Regions from separate parts of the Mus musculus genome. Here regions 1 and 3 are each linked to region 2. The links are chromatin loops, found by intact Hi-C in ENCODE. Cell type or tissue: heart. All regions are shown on one strand.

Region 1 (2,500 bases), 68 kb before region 2:
TCCTAAGATGGCAAAGCATGACACAAAGTCCTCCAGAGGCCACCAGCCCCACAATCTGGAGGGCAGATGTCACTGTGGTTCACACTTCTGCCACAGCTCAGTATCCTCCAGGACCTGTTTACCAATGGGGATTCTCTCACTACGTAGTGTTTGTTTTGTTTTGTTTTTAGACAGGGCCTCACTATATAGCTCTCGCTGGCCTAAAATTCACTGCATAGACAGGGCTGGACTTGAACTCACAACAAATTCACTGTATCTGCCTCCTGGGTGCTGAGATTAAGGGTGTGTAGTGCCATGCCTAGCTACTGGATCTATAAGCCCAGCTACTCAAAGGTATGAAGGATTCCAAATTCAAGGCCAGCCTGGACTACAGACTGAGCTCCAGGCTGGCCCTGACAGCCTAGTGAAGGAAAATAGTTGAAGAGATCTATGGATATAGCTCAGTGAGTGCTTGCCCGAGATACTGACACATGCTCGTCAGAAGCTTAGACAAGACTACTAATATGAGGCTAGCCTGGGCTACAAAGCCAAAGTCAGAAATAGGGATGGAGGAGATGCTGAGACAGCACAAGGGTCTTCTATAGTTTGCTCTGCCCATTTATGGGGAGGGAGCTCATTCTGCCCAATTCCAGGTTGCCAACTCAATGAAAGCCAACTCAAAAGTGAGGACAGATCGGCAGGCACAGGCACTCGCCCCTTAGGGCCTAATCACCAGAGTTCCATTCCCCAGTTTCCACACCACAAAGTAGGAGAAAACTGACTCCAGCTGTTGTCTTCTGACCTCCACATGCATGCACACACACACACACACACACACACACCCCTTTTTAAGCAATAGTGCTGGGTTGGAGCGATGGGTTCAGCAGGTACTGCTCTTGCAGAGGACCAGAGTGGTTCCTGACACCTATAAGGAGGCTCACAACTCTCTGGAACTACAGTTTCAGGGGATCAATTGCCCCCTTCTGGCCTCCACGGGCTATGCACACAAAGTGCGCGCGCACACACACACACACACACACACACACGCGCGCGCGCGCACACACTGGTGCACATAATAGTAACTGGAAACTGTAAAACAAGGCTGCAAAATAACTTGTTGTGTCTTGTCTTCTGACAAACCCTTCTTCCAAGCCTTGGTGCTGTAAGGTCACCTGGGGAAATTCCGCTGAATGACCTTGGGCAAGTCACCACTGCCCTCCCGACCGCGACAGACAGCCTCCGGCCCAAAGCAGCTCCCACACCCTCGCTGCCGCCCTTGCCCCAGGCGCGCGTGTCCCGCCCAGCCGCCGCGGGGGCCTCTCACCCGGGCGTGCACTGTCCCCATGGCTCCCTCTCCGGCTGCTGCCCCAAGGCGGTGCCCGCGCCCAACCAAACTCAGCTACAAACACAAGAGGCTCGGCTACAGGTCACGGAAGCTGCGTGCCGAGCGCCGCCATGTTGTACCACCTAGGGTCCGCCCCCTGACTCAAGACCCTCCGCTCATTGGTCCGTATGAGAGAGTGACCCGGATGTTCACAAGAACGCCAGGAAGCCCAGTGCAAGCGTGGAGCGTTCAGTGACGCCCAGAAAGCTGCGGTTATGGGCAGAGCTGGTCCCGTGAAAAGGCAACGGAGCTGAGCTCCTCGTTGTATGGGGGCTTACCCCGGTCTAGTCCTTGGAGCCTCAGTTCCACTTCTAAGGTGTGAGCAGAAGGGCGCAAGGAAGACAGAGTGTGTGCTCCGGGAACCGACGGGTCCAGTAAAAAGGGTCTGGGCTGAGGATGGGGTGGAGGCGTCTTTAAAGAGAGTTCGGTATGTAAAGATACTTGCCTCCAAGCCTGACAGCTTGGTTCAATCCTGCAGACCCACATGGTGTTAGGAGCGAACAGACTCTCAGAAGTGAATAAATTTCGCCTTCCCAGACTCCTCAGAAATGTGTATGACATTTAATTTATGTATTTACTTATTTATGAGACAGGGTTTCTCTGTGTAGCCCTGGCTGTCCTGGAACTCACTCTGTAGACCAGGCTGGCCTCGAACTCAGAAATCCGCCTGCCTGTCTCCCAAGTGCTAGGATTAAAGGCGTGCGCCACCACTGCCTGGCGACATTATATTTCATTTAAAGGTTTTTCCTGTGTAGGCCCGAGTGTCCTGGAACTTGCTCTGTAGACCAGGCTGGCCTCGAACTCACTGAGCTCCATCTGCCCCTGGCCTCCAAGTGCTGGAATTAAAGGTGCATGGACCACCACCACCCACATTCATATTTTTAAAAAATACTTATTTATTTATTATATGTAAGTACACTGTAGCTGTCTTCAGACACTCCAGAAGAGAGCATCAGATTTCGTTACGGATGGTTGTAAGCCACCATGTGGTTGCTGGGATTTGAACTCAGGACCTTTGGAAGAGCAGTTGACACGCTTAACCGTTCAGCCATCTCACCAGCCCCAGATTCATATTTTTTAAAAGATGAATGGAGCTCTCTTGAGTGTTCAGGTGAGGACGGTTACATAAACAAAAAA
Region 2 (2,500 bases):
TGCTGCTAAGCTACATTACCTCAGTGGGGTTTCCCCCACCCATGAGCCACCCTTGCACATCTGCAAGCAGCCTCTCCTTTAGCAGGGAACTCAGGTTCCACGGTCCCCTCAGTTTCTTCTTTGTCACCCCAGTTAGCCTGGCTTATGGGCTCTCCTGTATTCCTCGTCTAGGTTTCTGCTCCTCCATTTGTTAAAAAAAAAATGGGGCTGGTATTATTTATTATCTCTCAGGGCTGTGGTAGAAACGAGACTGTATTACCAAGAAGGCCTCAGCCTAAAGCCAGGGAAAAATGTATGAGTAAGGAATGAAAGATGGCAGACAGGGGGGGAAATGGGGTGGAAAGAGCCCCTCACTCCAGAATCGGACCACGAGCCACTAATAGCCAAATTACCTCCAAAGCAGGTGTTCATCTTCCTGAAGTTCAGCTGGCGAAGGTGCCTCCCACCAGGCCTTGCAACCCGAGTTCCATCCTTCAGACCCACATGTGGAGGGGATTGAACCAACTCCTTACCACAGACGGTCTTTTCAGAAGCACATGTGTACCATAGTACACGCACCCATACATATACACACAGACACAGACATAGTCACAGACACACTCACACGCGTGCACACACACACACACAAATTAAACGCTTTAAAAAACTGCCCCCCTCCTTGCTTTCTGTGCACACTGTCCTCTTCTTCCACGACTCTGTCTCAACACTTAATAAACTCACTAATCCGGTTCATTCTATCTGGTTCTGAAATGCTTGTTGTGGTGAAATCAGGACTTGGCTTTATCTGCGAGGAGTCCCTAAACAGGAAGGAACCTCTTCAGGCTGCTGGCAGGTGACACCACCACAGCCACAGTGTACAGTTGCAAAGGTGTGTCCTTAACCTCTGCCCTCCAGCCCCACCTGATCCTTGGTTTCTTTTCTTTTTCTTTTTTTCTTTTTGGTTTTTCAAGACAGGGTTTCTCTGTATAGCCCTGGCTGTCCTGGAATTCACTTTGTAGATCAGGCTGGCCTCGAATTAGAAATCTGCCTGCCTCTGTCTCCCAAGTGCTGGGATTAAAGGCGTGCGCCACCACTGCCTGACCCACCTGGTCCTCAGACTCTCACCTGGAAACCAGCTTCCAGGTGCTCCTTCCAGGTGGCTACATCACATTGCCCTGCAGAGGACTTACGGGCATAGGCCTGCTGCCCCCTCCTGGCTGCTGGAATGGGGCTGGTGCAGGGAGCCCCTGAATGGAGCTTAAGCCTAGCTCAGCCACAAAGCACCCACCTGTTGTCAGCCCCTGGGTACAGTGAGGTCTCCTTCCACCTCCCATCACCGGGGACTCCCCAGAGTCACGCCCTCTAGGACACTTCACCTGCGACCTTTCTAATAGTTACATTTATTATTTTTACACCACAGAGTGAGGTTTGCATTTAAGTTGCAATGTGTTTATCTTAGTGTGTGTGGGCGGTGTATGTGTGGAGGTCAGAGAACAACCTACAGGAGCCAGTACTTTGCTTTGGCCATGGATATGGGGGGGGGTAGAACTGGGGTGGTCAGGGTTGGTTGCGCTGTTATCGGATGAGCCACGTGGCTGGAAGGCGAGCCTGTAGGGGGGATGTTTGCACCAGGCAGCATGCAGTGTGATGCTCTCTTTCCTTATTGGTTACTTGCAAGAGTCTCCCATGCTCAGTGTGTGTCCCGCTGAGTTCCACTCACCCCACTTCTTTACTGGAGTCCTCTTTGCTCACTACCCCACATACTGCTGCTATCTTCCTCTTCTTGGCATCCTGGGGTGCACTTCATTTCCCCTGACCCTCATGGCATGTCTGGCTTGACTTCCCCATGATGACTTGGCTGTGTAGCACCTATCATCTCACCTGCTCAGAAATATACATTTGAGAGCCTGGTCCATGCCAGGCGACTTCCCATCGTGACTGCAGAGAGGAGAGATCTTGTGTGTTTGAAGGCACTGTTCTATAGCAACCTTTCCTTGCAGAGCCTAGATCCCAGGCCTCTCACCTCCCACTTACGGTGCTGGTCCTTGACCTCTGGCCTGAAGATTAGGTGCAGTCCTTCCTGATTGTGCCTCTTTCCCTCTTTCAAAATGCAGACACCTGGAGGTTAGGTGAGTGTAATTGGGAATCGTGTAGGCTTGTAATGTAATGCCTGGTGTACACGTGGAGAGGGTGGCTGCACCAACCCCTCACTTGCTAGGGCCACAGCTGACAGCCTAGGGCGGAGCCACTCTGCTCAGCCTCCCGGAGCTCCATCCCCATCCCGGCTTAGTCCCATCACATTGGGGCCCTAGTGCACAGTTCCTTCCTTTGAGCTCCAGCTGAGGAGTCTGCAGCCCCGCGTCCCAAGCACCCTATTATGGACTTCCTGGAGGCAGAGGGAGGTTGGAACCTGTCCTTCTCAGGCTCTGGCTACATGGGCCTCTACCACGTGGGTGTCACCCAGTGTCTGCGACAGCGAGCGCCTCGCCTCATCCAGGGTGCCCGCCGCTTCTATGGCTCC
Region 3 (2,500 bases), 310 kb before region 2:
GGATTTTCTCTCTTGCTCTATGTTTTATTTGAGGGACCTAGACCATGGAATTAGATCTATTGCTGTCCCTGGCTTCTAGCTTTTTGCTACCTAAATCCGTGTGGTGGCTTTGATAGGTACCCATTTGTTGTTGGTCAGTGATAGCACAAATATCCCTGTCTGTCTTCACCAGGGCCATCTGCCAGCTGCTGCATGTCCCACAGAGTCCCCCATTCTCCCCCGAGGGCTTTGTCACAGCCTGATGTATTCAGATACATCTAGTAGCTATGCATTTTAGAGCTCTCTCCAGCCTTGTAAAAGAGTGTCAATCTGAATTCAGCTTGGGGAATATAAGCATCTCCTCTGGCTTTGCATGGCTGGGGTGGCCTGTGAGATTCAGTGCAACCACTCTTTGCCTTGAGGGGTCGCCTGCTTTTGGCCATCATTAGACACAGTTTGATCTTTTGACCTTTGGTCTATTTCCAGGTCTCTTTCTTTCAAACAGTGCCACTGTGACACCATCCTAGAACCTGGTACCCCTGAACCAGTGGGGCCTCTGCTCAGCCAAGAAGGGTGTTAGCCATACCTGGTGTCTGGGTGGGTAGAGGGGGAAGGACCCAGGGTGTAATACGGCGAGCCTCCCTGACTGGCTCCTCCTGGGGCTCTTTGAGCGGCTGGCATGCGACTGGTTTCTGTGTGGCTCCGAATCTGTCGAGGGGGAAGAAGAAGATCCTAATGAGGTTATCAACTTTGTACCACCATGGTCCTCAAAGGACAGTGACAAAAGCATTCAGGTGGCCCAAGTTCAGAAAGGCAAAGGGACTAACCCAGAGCAGCAGAGCTAAGAAGTGGCAGAGCTGAAACTTGAACCTGTGTTCAGACTCTGAGCTCAGAGCCCTTCCTGCACCATGTCAGCTGCTTAGGTTGTAGTCTCAGCTTTGTCACAAGCTAACTGGGCACACACACACACACACACACACACACACACACACACACACACACGCACACATACACCCTGTGCTCCCTCTTGTACACTGATAATCAGTGCAGCACCCCTAGCCTTAAGGATGATGTAACCTTCCAGTCCCTACCACAAGGCTGCCACATGGGTGCCCTACATGGCACCCAGTCCTCTGGGCTGCCACGGTCCATCTGGATTATGGCTAGATAAGGGCACACAGACCCAAGTGTGCTGCCTGCCAGAATGGATAAAAAAGGTTTATCTCCGGCCTGGCTCAGGAGGGTGGATTCCAGGGGCAGCGGGCGGGAGTGCAGGGAGCTGGCCTCCTTTATGGCCTGGCTCTTAATGCCACCCAGAAGCTGCAGTGCAGGCTGCTGTAGGAATGCCAGCCCAGGGCAGGCAGGGGGCTGAGCCACACAGATCCGGTGTGGGAGATGTTGTGAGGAGAGACAGGCAGGGTCCAGGGTTGTGCCCAACCTGAAGTATCTCAAAGAGCAGGGAAGCGTGGCTCTCCCTGCAGACAGGACATACATAAGCCCCTCAGGCCTGGCCATGTCCTTGCTGTGTGACTTTGGGCTTGTGCTGACCTTTTCTGTGCCTCAATGTCCTTATAGCAAGGGTCTAGAATGGAAGGTGATAGGAAGAGAGAGCTAGGTGAGAGACCAGAACCTGGTGCATGCTACAGCTACAGGCCTGAGGTGGAGGTAGGTTGAATGCTCCGTGAACCAGCAGGACATGGCCTTTACCCGGGGCAATGGGCTGGAGGGTGAGAGATGGCAGTCATTATGGAATCAGGACAGGGAGGGGCCAAGCCAATATGGAGTCAACCAGTGTTGACCGACTGCCTAGAGTCCCTGACATCTCTGGGCTCTGGAGACATTTGTCCTTGTTGCTGATGCTGAACTTATGTTTTTTTTTCCTGCATGCCTCAGGATAGTGAGGGTACAGGAGGTGTCCGCACAATGGTACCCTAATGCCTATCTGTCTTCTCGAAGCCAAGACCCAGGGGCAGATGTGTGCTGAGCCCCGGCACAGCTGGGACGTTTCCCTGGGCTTCTCATCTAAGAACTGACTCACTGGAAGCTGATCAGGCCCTGTGGGACAGTGAGCCCAGAGTCTGGCCTATGTAGAGTATGGTAAGGGGTCACCGGTGACATGTTCCTAGCCTCTGCATCTCTGGGAGCAGATGGAGTCCTTCCAGCACACACGAGGTGGGCGGGGTAGCAGGCTGGACTACTGGAAGCCTCTTTTGCCTATACAAGGCCTGACCCAGTCACTTGCCTTTGATGGGGTTTAGGGCTGATGGTGACTGCAGCAGCTGCAGGGGGTGGCAGCCAGTATATGCAGGTGTTTCTGGACCCTGCCTTACAGAACTCTGCAAATAGACACCTTATGGAAGTTTCCAGAAGGTGGTAAAGACAGATGGGGGGGGGTCATTAGTGGGAGCCTGGGTGCTCAGGGATAGAAGCCCTAAGGGAGCACAGATAGCTCGTGGCCTGCCTATATCCTAGTTCTGCCACACCTTGCTTTGTGACTTTGAGCTTCTGCTGACCCTCTCTC

The links. A loop is a pair of places that touch in the nucleus more often than their neighbours do. Peaks named below come from ENCODE experiments on the same cell type or tissue, not always from the same donor. Only the 100,000 strongest peaks of a DNase experiment are listed, where the experiment ranks them.
Region 1: it touches region 2 in a loop (2.3-fold over the local background); 5 of 42 quality-filtered maps call a loop at or near these places.
Region 3: it touches region 2 in a loop (1.9-fold over the local background); 2 of 42 quality-filtered maps call a loop at or near these places.

What each region holds. Positions count from the first base shown.
Region 1 is chr15:84,191,188-84,193,687 of GRCm38, reverse strand. Samm50 (SAMM50 sorting and assembly machinery component) reads right to left here and starts at 1,448. Exons shown (of 15, transcript NM_178614.5): 1 at 1,304-1,448. The coding sequence starts at 1,324. In heart, a CTCF peak has its summit at 963 (motif pointing left); a DNase peak (open chromatin) is centred at 1,477; H3K4me3 peaks cover 2,008 bases; H3K27ac peaks cover 1,755 bases.
Region 2 is chr15:84,122,970-84,125,469 of GRCm38, reverse strand. Pnpla5 (patatin-like phospholipase domain containing 5) reads left to right here and starts at 2,295. Exons shown (of 10, transcript NM_029427.1): 1 at 2,295-2,500. The coding sequence starts at 2,357. In heart, a CTCF peak has its summit at 1,192 (motif pointing left); no DNase peak of the experiment used is centred here; H3K27me3 peaks cover 187 bases.
Region 3 is chr15:84,429,324-84,431,823 of GRCm38, reverse strand. The region is part of intron 1 of Shisal1 (shisa like 1); the gene reads left to right. It overlaps Gm46527 (a long non-coding RNA gene), which reads right to left and starts at 1,008. Exons shown (of 3, transcript XR_001781727.2): 1 at 807-1,008; 2 at 566-687. In heart, a CTCF peak has its summit at 1,257; a DNase peak (open chromatin) is centred at 1,153; H3K27ac peaks cover 584 bases.